2 separate regions of the Homo sapiens genome follow, and region 2 is linked to region 1. A link is a contact called in ENCODE Hi-C or POLR2A ChIA-PET data. All regions are on one chromosome and are shown on one strand. The core of a region is the stretch at or near the end of the contact, and the rest is flanking DNA. Distances in the headings are between cores, read along the strand shown. Region 1 overlaps SLC22A23 (solute carrier family 22 member 23). Region 2 overlaps BPHL (biphenyl hydrolase like).

Evidence for each region. Hi-C counts contacts between places; a loop is a spot of excess contacts on that map. ChIA-PET counts read pairs that join two places held with the same protein, here RNA polymerase II (POLR2A). Pooled maps may share reads with other maps.
Region 2: a loop to region 1 is called in a pooled map, with 2.4 times the contacts of the local background. The contact joins two enhancer-like sites. A Hi-C loop is called at or near these places in 3 of 168 maps with a recorded cell type or tissue (OCI-LY7, ascending aorta and naive thymus-derived CD4-positive, alpha-beta T cell), 1 of 37 single-sample maps with no recorded cell type and 12 of 50 pooled maps. POLR2A ChIA-PET finds 5 or more read pairs at or near these places in 1 of 52 experiments (AG04450).

Annotation. Positions count from the first base shown.
Region 1 is chr6:3,352,298-3,359,161 of GRCh38, reverse strand. All of the region lies in intron 3 of SLC22A23 (solute carrier family 22 member 23), which reads left to right. Among named protein-coding and RNA genes, the nearest start is that of PSMG4, 97 kb to the right of the region's middle. RefSeq lists an enhancer at 2,129-3,019. Within about 2 kb of position 2,986, at least 35 of the 41 ENCODE cell types and tissues checked have a DNase peak (open chromatin) inside an H3K27ac peak, as active enhancers do; they include OCI-LY7, where a contact is called at or near this core.
Region 2 is chr6:3,138,166-3,145,349 of GRCh38, reverse strand. It overlaps BPHL (biphenyl hydrolase like), which reads right to left. Exons shown (of 7, transcript NM_004332.4): 6 at 4,841-4,964. Among named protein-coding and RNA genes, the nearest start is that of TUBB2A, 16 kb to the left of the region's middle. RefSeq lists an enhancer at 5,927-6,006. Within about 2 kb of position 5,934, at least 16 of the 41 ENCODE cell types and tissues checked have a DNase peak (open chromatin) inside an H3K27ac peak, as active enhancers do; they include OCI-LY7, where a contact is called at or near this core.

The DNA of each region.
Region 1 (6,864 bases), core at 1,737-4,236:
TTAGTTGAAATGATCTGTGATTCTGGATGCAGCCCGTGTTGTTCTGGGACGTCTCTGTATTGCACTAAATTAATAAAGGAGCTTTCATTTTTGCAGTTATGTATTTTGAATTCCCTATTCTCTCTTCATCCTGAATGACTGAGACTTGATTAGACATCGGCACAGCGCACCTGACATGGCGCTGACATGGAAATGCAATGGGTGGCAGCTCGGGGTGCAGACCCCACCCAGGATGCTGTGCCCGAGGGGAGCCAGGGCTTCCCTTTGAAATGGCAAAGGTTCCCACCATCCCTCCAGCCCCCGATGGCAGATCCCTTCTCACTTCTTCCTCACTGGAGCTGTGACTCCTTCCGGTGTTTTCCTTGGGTTGATGAAACAGAAACTCTCCTGGGGCCTTTTTTATTTTATTTTTTAATTTTATTTGTGGTAAGAACATCTAACATGAGACCCACCCTCTTAACAGGTTTTTTCAGTGTACAGCACAGTATCGTGAACTATAGACACAATGTGTGCAGCAGAGTTCCAGAGCTTATTCATCTCGCCTGCCTGAAAGCTGATGCTAGTTGACGAGCAACTCCCCATGTCTCCCTCCCTCTACCCCCGGCAACCATCAGCCCACTCTTTGATTTTCTGAATTTGCCTATTTTTACATGCCTCATGTAAGTGGAATCATGTAGTATTTGTCCTTCTGTGACTGGCTTATTTCACTTAACATAATTCCTCCAAGTTCATCCACGTGTCGTACGTGTCAGAATTTCATTCGTTCTTAAGCGGAATCATATTCTATTGTATTTTTCACTGTGTTTCGTGTGTCCCTTCACCTATCAGTGGACCTCTGCGTTGTTTCCATATCTTGGCTGTTGTGGATAACACTGCAGTGAACGTGGGAGCGCTCACGTCAAGTGCTTTGAGATCCTAATTTCAATTCTTTTGGATAAGTACCTGGAAGTAGAATCACTGGATCATATGGCAGTTCTAGTTTTAGTTTTTTGAGGAACTGCCATACTGTTTTCCATAATGGCTGCACCATTTTTGCATCCCTACCAACAGTGTTTAAAGGTTCCAATTTCTCTCCATCCTGGGGACTTTGATACTGAGAACCTAACCTGTCTAGCCTCTTCTGCACTGGCCGCCTTTGCAAGAGCTGGTTGCCTCTCTGAAAACTCTCCTCCCAGGCCTCTTCCCTTCCCCTCACCCACATGGCAGGACAGTCCTACTTCCTTTTCCCTTAAGGGAAGATTCAAATGCTGCTTCTTTGGTGAAGTCTTCCCCAGGCCTCGTCCCTTTCTTTGCATTCCTGTAGCACAGAACCCCATCTGTGTCTTATAGGCACGTGTCTCTTCATCAGACTGTGAGCCCCTTGAGGCCGGTGGTGTGGCTTCATCTCGGCATCTCCCCTGGCATGGTGCTACCTCATCCTCCTTGCTGAATAAGTGAATGAAATGCATTCATTATACACAGCCGCCTTCTGTTTTCCATTATTTGTCATTATTCAGTGTGTTCTGTGAACCAGGAGCTGGGCATGGCTTGTTGAATAAGAACACAGTCCCTAAACTAAGGAGCTTTTAGGCTGGTAACCAAAAAGGGAAATTCTAAATTTTTTTATGATAAGCTTTTAGATATCTTTTTGATATTTAGAATGAAGTAAACACAGTAGATGTAGTCCAATTTTGGAAATCATTTAAGACCTGAGCCTAATTGAGCAGGTAGAAAGCCAGGAAGAACACACCTACTTTGTATTTGCAGTCCTTTCCTCATGCTAATTGATAAGGCGATTAATCCTTACACTATTGCTGAGCCACAACCCCATTTAAAAATAAAAATTAGGAAAGCTGTCTGGATAATTATTAGCAAAGACTTTACAGAGGCTGGGATAAGTCCTCCAGCTGGTTGTTTGCACTGGGAGTTTTACAGTGTACTTGACCTTTGCTTAAGGTAAGGGAGTTTGTTTGGCAAAAACAATGATACATATTTCCATGGCATTGGAATCCTGCTGGATTTCTGAGACTCTGGGAATGCAGATGTGGGCACTGGAGTAAATGTGAGCATTTCATTACAGTGCCTGCCTTGTTTTGGGTTTTTTTTTTTTTTTTTTTTTTTTTTTTGGCTCTGTTTTGGTTTTCTCTTCCAGGCTGTATTGCTAGGTTTACTGCTTTAAAATTGTCTTTATGGTCCAGGCTGCTGCAGCCTTTAGAACAAACCACGACAGTTGGGATCTAGAAGCCTGCGCCTCTCCTAGAGACACCACCTGCATCACAGTGTCGGTGACCTGACCTTTGAAGGGGCCATTTCCCATCTTGGAAATGGGGATACTACTTGATATTCTTATTTATAGGATTTGGTGAGGGCATATGAGGTAACACATCCACAGATGCTCTGAAGGGCTTGAGCGGGATCCTGCACCTTATTACAGGTGGTTGTTGGTATCTTGGGCAGGTTTCAAGACCTGGAGGTTCAAGCCAGCCCATCTCACTGCTGAGCCAATAAGGAGGAAGACAACAGGGTTACAACAAAGCTTCAGGCTTAGGAAGAAATGTTTCACGTGGATGGTGTCCTGGCCAGCGGGTTTGGTTCTAAAATAAACACTACTGTCTCTGGGGCTGAAGATTTGCCCAGGACAATGAAGCAGCCAGCGGGAGGGTAGTGCAGAGCCGGTAAGTTTAGGGTCAGCTTTATTTTCACAGGCAAATGAGGAAGTGAGAGGCTGCTAAAATCACTCCTCTGAGGCTTCCCCTGCCCCTTGGATGAGGTCGCTGCCATCTCTGAGATGGGGGTGTGGCCTGTTACCCTTGTAGGCACCGAGGGTGGATCTAAGACACTGTTTTACCATCCAATCCTGTCAGCGGTTCCATGGCCCACCGGTTTCCTTTTGAATGTTTCCAGGAGCCAGAAGTCCAGATCCCAAGGGCTGGCACGCAGAAGGAGGGCCCTCCCGAGAGAGCACGCGTGCTTCGATTTCTTTCGTGATTATGAGATGTTTCTGATGTCACGTGTATCTGCTACCCGGACTCGGAAACAAGCCTCATTAATAAGTCCCACCCTCCCGCCTCCACCCACCCCCGCCTCCTCCCGCCTCCTCCCCCTCCCGCGCCCCCCGCCTCCTCCCCCTCCCCTGTCCACAAGTCTCCCCACCCCGTTTGCTGTTTTTCATCCTCATGAGTTTCGTTAGGTTTTCCCACATCTAGAACACTGCGTTGTACAGTTTTGCCTTTAAAAAAAAACTTCCTACAAATGCTGTCGTACTGTGTTTGTTTTTCTGAACTTCCTTCTTTTTTTAATACCTCAGCGTTATATCCAGTGGCTCCTCCGTGTCGATGCGGAGACAGGGAATGAGTGAGAGCGACGCCGGCTTTGAGAGCTGGGGTTTGTGCAGGGCTGAGTGAGACCTTGGGCTCCCGTGGCCCAGAACTTAAGAAATAGCAAATGAGAATAGTAGATGAGCCAGAAATTGAGAGTAAATTTGGGAAGGCACAGAAAGGACTGACCAGGCATCAAGTGGCCTAGCTCTGGAGCCTGGGAGTGGGGCTGATACAGGGAGCGGGGCGGGAGGGCCCAGACCTAGCCCAGACTCATGAGAACGGTAACCTTGTTATGACCTTGGCCTTCACACAATAACTTCCCTCTGCCCAGCAACGTCCTGTTCTCTTATACACATGGTAAGAGGGAAAATATCTATCTATAAATACATTTATATTTCTAAGAGATCATCATGGAGATTTTTTTTCTCGACCCAGGGAGGGTTGCTTTGTTGCATAGAACAGGGTGTGACGAACCCACGAGCAGCATGCTTGTCTTCCTCCCGTCTTTTAAGTTCAAAGGCTTCTCACTGTACCTAATAAGTCGATGTCTTTACTGATATTATTTCTGATTTCCAGTTTGAAGATGAGAAAACTGGTGGTTATCAAGGCCTCTCTATTCATCCCATTTTATTTGAAGAGCTACTGGATAGTATTTGGAGGGAGACTTTTTTTTTTTTAGCTGGGGAGGGTGGCGGCCACAAAGACAGGGAGCTGTTTCCAAGCAGATAGAGGGTAGGAGCCCAAAGATAAGGATTTGAATACTGCCATGTGGAGAGGCGCTGGTTTTTTTTGTTTGTGTTTTTATAAACTCGGTAGTAGGAATATCTTTTATTGTTTTTCCTGTTGCCTGTTTAAAGGAAAGAGTGTAGCACAAATTGTCCAAATGCCTTGTGCTTTTAGGGGCAGAGTTAGATACTGTCACCCTCTGGCCCTCAGGTCCTGCTTTGTCTGTTCTGCGTGTTGTCTACCCATGAACTAATGAGGCTGCCTGCTTAATTGACCTGGAAAGACAAGTGTCAGTTGAAGAAGATGATGTTGAATTATGAGATTCAGAAACCCATTACATGGCTACTTGGCCCAGCATAGTACCTTCCCCATTTGTTAGACATTCACTATTTGATTAATTAGTAAGAAATTAGAGATGGTGTGGATCATTGAAATCTAGAGCAACCCCTCCAACACCTTGACTTCCCCCTAACACTCTTACTGGGACATCAACTAAAAACAGACTGTGTTTCAGTTCATCCATTGCTTTACCCACTAATAAATGGTTCACCCATCCTTTCTTGAGTGCCTGCTGGATGCTGGGTCTCTTGAGGATGGAAAGACATTGCCTTGCCTTTGAGGCACAGAGTCTCTGCTATATCGATGGATCTGACCACAGTACAGTGGTCACTACAATCGAGGAACTTATTAAATGCAGCAGGGACATGGAAAGAGAATCTGAATCTTCTTGAGATTTTCTTTTGTTTACCCAACCCACCTCATGTAAAGATGTAAAGGTACACAAGTCAAGAGAAGGAAAAGTCTGTGAGTGCCTTTAGTCACTTGCTCCTCCGTAAATGTGCACTTCCTGTTGAATTTACCTTTGAAGGGTCCTGAAAGGAGTGTCTTTGCCCATCCAATGCCCTGACTGCCTCTCCGTTGGGAGTGCACCATGCTATGTGTTTGTGTGAGCCTGTGTGTGTGTTTTGCTTAGAAGTTGCATGTGGCTCTTGTCTTGGCCATGCCAACTCTAAGGAGAAAACACATGTGATCACCATCGAAATTTCCACAATCCAATCAGGCCTGCCAAGGAGGTTTATGGGTCCAGATAAGTGGCTTAGCTACCTGTCACATCAAAGGATTCAGTCAACCGACCCAAGGACCAGCATTTTTCCTTGTGCCTTCTTAGAGAAAGTAAAGCAGCCCACGCATAGGAGACCTGGAAAAGTTGGTAGTCTGGGATCTGTAAGGAGCCTCTGCATGAGGCTTCCTCGATGCTGTCATGCTCTGGGCCAGAACTGGGGTCCTGGGAAACACTGGTGGTAGAAGGGAGAGTCTGCCTCTACTAAGAAGGTGGGGGAATGGTGTGGCTTCCTGAGGAGGGAGCTCTTGGGAACAGCAGCCCTGGAAGCCAGAAATCACGTGAGTACATTTGGGTGGCAGTGCACAGGGCAGAAGAGCCACATCACAGCTTCGGTAATGGGACGAGGCGAGCACAGCCCTTTACCTGGAAAGGCAGTGGTTGACTGATCTAGTGATTTGGGAGCAAAAATTCCAGTAGCCCTAGTCTTGTGATTTGCAGCTGAACTGTTTTCCTAATAGTCTTATACATGTGATTTTGTAAAGCATAATGAACACCTCAATCAAGCAGGTGACATCGTGAATCCCAGCATGAGGGTCACGGCATTTCCCATTGAGTGGGATTCAGGCCTGAAGCCAAACCGCTCAAGCCAGATGTTGAGACACAGGAAGTTATTTTAACTAAAATGCTGTAGAAGAGGGCAAGATTGGCAGCTGGGAGAATCAGGCAGCACCTCTTCATTGGGGAGCTGGCTGTGGTATAGGAAATCTAACACAGACGGAGTTTCCCTTTTTTTGTTCAAATGCTGGAAAACCAGGTTTTGGTTTAAGCAGCCAGGTAAAGGCCCACAGTTATGTGCCTTTTATGGCCCTTTGCCATCTTGCCTTCAAAATCTCCAAGAATAACAGATTATTCCTGTGAGCAGGGAAGTAATAATACTTACATGTAATTTTAGATTAGGCGGAGCACTCACAGGTGAGACTTTGCATCTCTTGACACGGTCTGGTCGTTGCTGAAGAACAGGGTAAAAAGTCTTACTTAAAATTTCAGGCAAAAAATGAATATAATCACTGTAGTATTTTCATACATATTTTGACCCTGTTCCTCAGCAACAAAGTCCTGTTGGGACAAGCTGACCACTGGGGGTTCTGGTAGCAAGGTGCAGGTCACGGGGGCGACTGATCTTCTCCCGGGTGTTTGCAGGGCACGCGGCTTGTCCATGCGTATCCAGGGAGCGTCTCTAAACTGCTGTTGGCTCTGGGTTTGCACTATGTGCTTTTCCTTCACTCAGATTAATTAAAGAATTGTCATTTCTCTGCTTTTTGAACACCTGTAAGCGACACCATTTATCCTCAGACCTCCAGGAAGCTTGGCAGTTTTCATATGCTGTGAGAGTATGATTTAAGGACTCAAGTGAGTCCATTTTCCATGATTCAGGTGAGTCCCAGTAGCAGGTTTCTCATTTTCAGATGGAAAAACAAGAATGGCAGAGATCAGAGCCTTTTCTCCCTTTTGTTATGGCCGGGGCTTGGTGTGTGCTCACCTGCTCTCTTTCTCTCTGTCTGTGTATTTGTGTGTCTGCAAGTATGCCTATGTGTGTATGTGGCCGTGTATGTGAATGGGTCAATATGTGTCTGTGTGTGTCTGTGCATGCATGCCGGTGAGCTTCTGTGGCTGTGTCTGTGTGTGAGTGTGTCTGTGCATGTCTGTATGTGCTTGTGTTTGTGGCTGTGTGTGTGTGTGTCTGTGCATGTCTGTGTGTGCATGCTTGTAAGTGTC
Region 2 (7,184 bases), core at 4,685-7,184, 220 kb after region 1:
CCACCCCGAACCAGCACTCCACCCCGAACCAGCACTCCACCCCGAACCAGCACTCGGACCCGAACCAGCACTCCAACCCACACCAGCACTCCACCCCGAACCAGCACTCCACCCGAACCAGCACTCGGACCCGAACCAGCACTCCACCCCGAACCAGCACTCCACCCCGAACCAGCACTCCACCCTGAACCAGCACTCGACCCAAACCAGCACTCCGACCCACACCAGAACTCAAACCCAAACCAGCACTCCAACCCAAACCAGCACTGCAACCCACACCAGCACTCCAACCCACACCAGCATTCAAACCCAAACCAGCACTCCAACCGAGGTCTGAGTCCCCTGCTGGTGCTCTTAACCCCTCTCCCTCCCCTTTAGTTGACACGAACTTAAGATGCCAACTCTGTGCCACATGGACTTTCCCACCGGGTCTGGCCCTCAGGCCTGGGCTCAGAATACGCGGCTGGTCCTGCACTGGTGACCCCAGCCCATCCACAGAGACATGGCCCTCTGTGCACCTCTTGCTCTCCCTCTCTCTCTTTCAACATGCACTGAGCATGTTCAGATGCTCTAGACCACATCCTGGGATAGGCGGTGGAGTGTTCAACATGGGAAGAATTGCATTCACGTTAGCAGCTGTTAGAGATATGAATAAAGAGGCTGGGTGCAGTGGCTCACACCTGTAATCCCGGCACTTTGGGAGGCCAAGGCAGGAGGATTGCTTGAGCCCAGGAGTTCAAGACCAGCCTGGACAACACGGCAAGGCCCTTTCTCTACACAAAATACATACACAAAAAATTAGCTAGGAGTGGTGGTACGTGCCTATGTCTGAGCTACTTGGGAGGCTGAGGTGGGAGGATCACTTGAGTCCAGGAGTTCAAGGCTGCAATGAGCCGTGATCACACCACTGCACTCCAGCCTGGATGACAGTGCAAGCCCTGTCTCTTAAAAAAAAAAACAAAAAAAAAAAAAAAAAAGAAGAAGGCCAAGTGCAGTGGCTTATGCCTGTAATCCCAGCACTTTGGGAGGCCGAGGCGGGTGCATCACGAGGTCAGGAGATTGAGACCATCCTGGCTAACGCCGTGAAACCCCGTCTCCACTAAAAATACAAAAAATTAGCCGGGCGTGGTGGTGGGCGCCTGTAGTCCCAGCTACTCGGGAGGCTGAGGCAGGAGAATGGCAGGAACCCAGGAGGCAGAGCCTGCAGTGAGCCAAGATCGCGCCACTGCACTCCAGCCTGGGCAACAGCGAGACTCTGTCTCAAAAACAAAAAAAGAGGAAGAAAAAAGGTATAAGGAGCCACATGACCTCAGATAGGTGAGCGAGCAACTGGAGGCGCATGCAGAGGCGAGGAAGCCTCGCTGAGGAGCCGCCTGAGTCCTGGCCTAAGGGGTGGGCACACACCCAGGCAGGCAAAGGCAGGAGCTGAGGGGTGGAGAAGGGCCGCAGGCGAGAGGCGAGGGACTCATCGTTTGCAGTCGAGTCTGAAACCCAGAACCGGGCCTCTGGCTCCTGAGATCGGAGCACCTCCTCAGAAGCACTGTGATGGGCTGAATTGCACCCCTCATATTGATATGCTTAGATCCTGACCCCCAGCATCTCAGAGTGTGACCTCCTTTGGGTAGAGTGTTTAAAGAGGTAATTGATTTGAAATGAAGTCATATGAGTAGGTCCTAATCTATTACGACCGCTGTACTTATAGGAGGAAATGTGGACACGGGAGGCAGAAAGGCAAAGCCTGCTCCCCATCACTGCTGTCGTCTGAGCAGCTCTCATAGTGTGTTTCGTATCTCAGACTGCAGCACAAGTGCTTGTTAGAGGAAGGGCTTCAACCGACTAAAAACACATTTTAAAATCACTGAGCTTGAATGATCTCTAAGGCCTCTTTGCTTAAAATAAAAATAAGCGATTCTTATTTTTCTTCTACCACAAAGAGAGAAGAGAGAAAGAGACAAATTAACATAAGCTGGAAGCAGACCTGCTGAGCAACTCCACCCTTTGTTCAGCCTCCTTCTGAGGCAAGAAAGGCAGTTTGGTGTTTGCTTCACACATAATCTGTATTTCTTGGTAAAAATCTGGGAAGGGATAGTCTGTGCCTTTAAGTGTTTTTTTGTTTGTTTGTTTGTTTTTCAGAGAGGGTTTCGGCTCTTGTTGCCCGGGCTGGAGTGCAGTGGCGTGATCTTGGCTCGCTGCAACCTCTGCCTCCCAGGTTCAAGTGATTCTCTGCCTCAGCATCTTGAGTAGCTGGGATTACGGGTGCCCACGACCATGTCTGGCTAATTTTTGTATTTCTAGTAGAGACGAGGTTTCACCATGATGGCCAGGCTGGTCTTGAACTCCTGACCTCAAGTGATCTGCCCACCTCGGCCTCCCAAAGTGCTGGGATTACAGGTGTGAGCCTGTAAGGGTGTTTTTCTCCTATACTGATGTACTGTGTTGCTAGGAGATGGGCCTAAATTAAACTTTAATTCCTAAATTAAACTTTCTTGTAGACTGACTTTAATTGAACCTGGCTCTTTAAGGGCACATAACACATTTACTATGTGTGTCACTGTGCAAAACCTGTCATTTCTGAAGCTGGAAGACAATTAACCAGGTCACCTGGTATCTTATTCTAGGCATGTTACCATCATACATATTAAGAGATAAGTGGCAGCTGTGCTATGGTGGAAAAGCACCATATTAGGAGAAAAATCTAAGATTAATTATTTACTAGCTATACAACCTTGAAAGATTGCTTAACATCTCTCAGCCATGATTTCTCATCTGTAAAATGGATAATATTTTTCATAAATATGTCATAAACTATAACTAGATACTATATATAAAATACCTTTTAAAATATTAAGTGCTATATGGAGATATCACTTTGTACACTGCAAACGTATACAATCAAAAGCACAAAAACTGAGATTGTATAAAAAACTTTTGCAGGCCGGGCATGGTGGTTCATGCCTGTAATCCCAGCACTTTGGGAGGCCAAGGTGGGTGGATCACAAGGTCAAGAGATCGAGACCATCCTGGCTAACACAGTGAAACCCCGTCTCTACTAAAAATGCAAAAATTAGCTGGGCGTGGTGGCGGGTGCCTGTAATCCCAGCTACTCAGGAGGCTGAGGCAGGAGAATCACTTGAACCCAGGAGGCAGAGGTTGCAGTGAGCCGAGATCGCGCCATTGCACTTCAGCTTGGGCAACAAGAGTGAAACTGTGCCTCAAAAAAAAAACAAACAAAAAAAACTTTTGCAAGGATTAATAAGAAAGTATACTACTGGAATTTTGTACCATGACCATAACTTAGTATTATAATTTTATAAAGTCTAGTTTGAAAATACCTTTTATTCGCTACTAAATAAATTTATACTTATTTATTTATTTCTGAGACGGAGTCTCACTCTGTCACCCAGCTGGAGTGTAGTGGCATAATCTTGGCTCACTGCAACCTCCGCCTCCCAGGTTCAAGCGATTCTCCTGACTCAGCTTCCTGAGTAGCTGGGGTTACAGGCACCCGCCACCATGCCCGGCTAATTTTTGTATTTTTAGTACAGATGGGGTTTCGCCATGTTGGCTAGGCTGGTCTTGAACTCCTGGCCTCAAGTGAACCGCCTGCCTCAGCCTCCCAAAGTGCTGCAATTACAGGTGTGAGCCACTGTGCCCAGCCCCTACTAAATCAATTTAAAAACTCCAAGCTGGGAGTGGTGGCTCATGCCTGTAATCCCAGCACTTTGGGAGGCCAAGGCAGGCGGATCACGAGGTCAGGAGTTTGAGACTAGCCTGGCTAACATTGTGAAACCCGTCTCTACTGAAAATACAAAAAATTAGCTGGGCGTGGTGGCGCACACCTGTAATCCCACCTATTTGGGAGACTGAGGTGGGAGAATCGCTTGAACCTGGGAGGCGGAGGTTGCAGTTAGCCGAGATCGTGCCACTGCACTCCAGCCCAGGTGACAGTGCGAGACTCCGACTCCAAAAAAAAACCAACTCCCTCATTAAACCTCTTTGTCCACCCGCAGTATAATCCTGCCTAACTCCCACCTTTGCTCTTCACTGACTCTATGCTCTTACCAAATGAATTATTTGTTATACAGGCTCATGTGTATTTTTGATTCATGGTTGAAGTGGTATAGGAGGAATGTGTGGAATAAAGAGATGCCTGTTAACTTAAAAAATGCTAAATGGATATAGCACTATCCATTATGGATATAGTAATTATAAAGGTTTATGGTAATTGTATTTTATTATAGAAAAGAAACTTTTTTTCCTCCTTTAAAAATTCTCTGAGAAATCTGTTGTTAAATACATCATAGAACAGAGCGAGAAGGGAGCAGTGGAGCTGTTTCTGTGCCTGCTTTCCCTGCTGGCCTGGGGGCTTTAGGGACAGGGAACACTACCATTAACTGTGCTGAGTAGGGCTGGCTGTCAGCAGACATCAGAAATTTGGTTTAACAGATTTTTTTAAATTGGGTGGTCAGTGCTTTTATAATGATAAAAAACTAAACTGAAAATTCCCAAATTGTGTGAAACTGTTTCGGTTAATACTGATGGAAATAAATCTAAACTATTACCAAGTGACAGGGCTTAGCACCTATGAGCATGTTTGCCACTCATGAAAGTAAGAGCTGTCTATCTGAACATGCCTTTCCTTCTGGTTATCAGTCACCCACAGTTCAGGGCTTCTCTCTTCCGTGGTACCCTAAATAAAGCGGTGCTACTGACTGGCATTGGCAAAAGGGGGGCTGTGCACTCTAAAACTCCAACTCCTCTTGGTTATTTTCCTTCCAGTAGCTTTGCCCATTGACTCCGAGGCTCTCGGGGGGAGTGTGAAGGCGGTGACAGGACTTACCGTGAGCCTTTCACGTGCTTATGAATGAAGTCGGCATGAAACCGTGGGACCAGAGGATCCTTCTCACCGTGCACAATCAAGGCGGGGCACTGGACCCGGGGCAGCAGGTGCCGGCAGATGTTACCTGACGGATACACAGCACGAGGAATCTGCTTTAGTGCAACCATTCTACGCGGTCAGAGGAGGCGAAACTCGGCGAGCCCTGCCCCTCCTTGGCCCTCAGTTTCCCTATCCGTAAAAACTGTGTTTTGGATTTGACCGTGCCTGGGATTCCTTCCAGCTCTAACATTCTTTGGGTTCCCTTTTCTGTTTCTCTCTGTTTCTTGTTTGTTTGCCTGTTTCTGAGTTCTACTAGTAAATAAGCAGCCTGATTTAAATTCGCATAAAATAGTAGGAAAATCAAATAAACACCCCACCACTATATTCCACAGTGGCGGTTCCCACCGTGAAAACAGTGGTAGGTGCTTGACACCTGTAGAGCTTTTCCCTGGAAATCACGTTTCAGATGAGTGTAGGGGCCCCGGCCAGCCCTCAAAGCATATGAACCTCACAAGGAATTAATTATACAACTTGCGCACGGTAAAGCAGCTTCTCCTTATCGCTGATGCATCTGTGACACTCCTGACTAACATACTTTGGAGAGACTGTAAGGACTTACCCCCATTTATGAGAACTTTCCTGAGGCAATGATGGACAGCCTGGGCCCTAGTCCCTGTACTGCAGTTTCCTGCCTCTGTGAGGCTGTGGTGGCTCCTTAACCACTGGGAGCTTCAGCCACAAACAGGAACAATCACAGTTCCCCGGGGCTGTTGTGGGGCTAAAAAGAGAGTTGCGTCTGCGGTTCCTGGCATCCCTAAGCTAGCTCTTTCCTTCTCCATTCCCTCTCCGTGTGTGTCAAGAGGAAGGCACTGCAGCTCTGAGAAGGCTGGGAGCTGCCCCGACGGGGCAGTGCTCCCCCGCCCTGCACGGGCCCCAGGCCTTTCCCTCCTCTTCAGTGGGAAGTCACTGCCTGCTAAGTGAGAAGCGGACCTGCTGACTAGGGAAATACTTCTCCAGGTCTCTGACACTTCCCTCTCCTGTCCCGAGATGACACACACCGGCCAGCTGCATCATCACGTGATGATCAAAGTCAACATGCCTGAGTGCTCACTTGGTGCCAGCAACTGTTTAAACAATTTCACATCTGTTAAACACAGTAGTTACATGTTTTAACTCATTCAGCATATAAAAATGTTTGTTCATTAAGGACTTCTGTAATAACAGTAATACCAACCTTTCACTAGACACTTACTCTGTCTTTGATCCTGCACCAAAGCTGAATAGATAATACCTCATTTAATCCCCACAACAACAGCTTTTCGAGGTCACAGATAGGAAACCGAAGCTTCAAGAAGCTAAGTTACCTGCCCAGATCCATTCTAACAGCAAGCCGGGGACACAGGCAGAACTCACACTCAGGGCCATCGCACTCCAGAGCCGTGCAATGCAATGAATCCCTACACTATACCAAGCATCCATAAACCTGAGAGGACAGTCGGAAAAGAGGGCTCCTACCAAATGAGTCAGCACAGAAGGGGGACGCATCACGAAGGCCCTCGCTGTGAGACAGTTTATACACTGCTACAGCCTCTGTATCATGAACGTATTTTTGAATTGCTGATTTAACCCTATTTCCACCTTTAAATCTTCCTGTCTTTTCACTACTCTCTTCAACAAAACATCCAAGTTTACATTTTACAAATGTGCCCTCTTTAATGGAGAACTGTCTCAAACATCGTTTCATGGCATTTTTTTGTTTTAAGAGCAGAGATTTCCAGGGCCTGTCTCCATGGGTGGATGCTGCATCTGAACAGAAACATTATAAGGCATACATTTGATATATTTGCTGTTTTCAACTCAAACCAGAAGAGTAACATTTCCAAATGTCCTTTTCATTGTGAAAGTTTTGGCAGATGATTCATGCAGGAAATGATTACCTAATGGATCAAATTGGTCCTTCAATCACAACCATTTTGTAACAATGCACTCCAAGATTAGATCTTAGCTACTCTATTTTCTCAGTAATTAAAAAAAAATGAGATTATAAACATAAACAGCTGTATGAAAATAAACTATAATTCAGAATTTCTCTTAAAGATGTCAATTCTTACTTTAACTGGAAATCTTGTTAATTTTTCAGATAAAGAATAGGAGGCTGGGCATGGTGTCTCAGGCCTGTAATCCCAGCAATTGGGAGGGCCAAGGTGGGCGGATCACGAGGTCAGGAGATCAAGGCCATCCTGGCCAACATGGTGAAACCCTGTCTCTACTAAAATACAAAAAAAATGTGCCTGTGTGGTGGTGC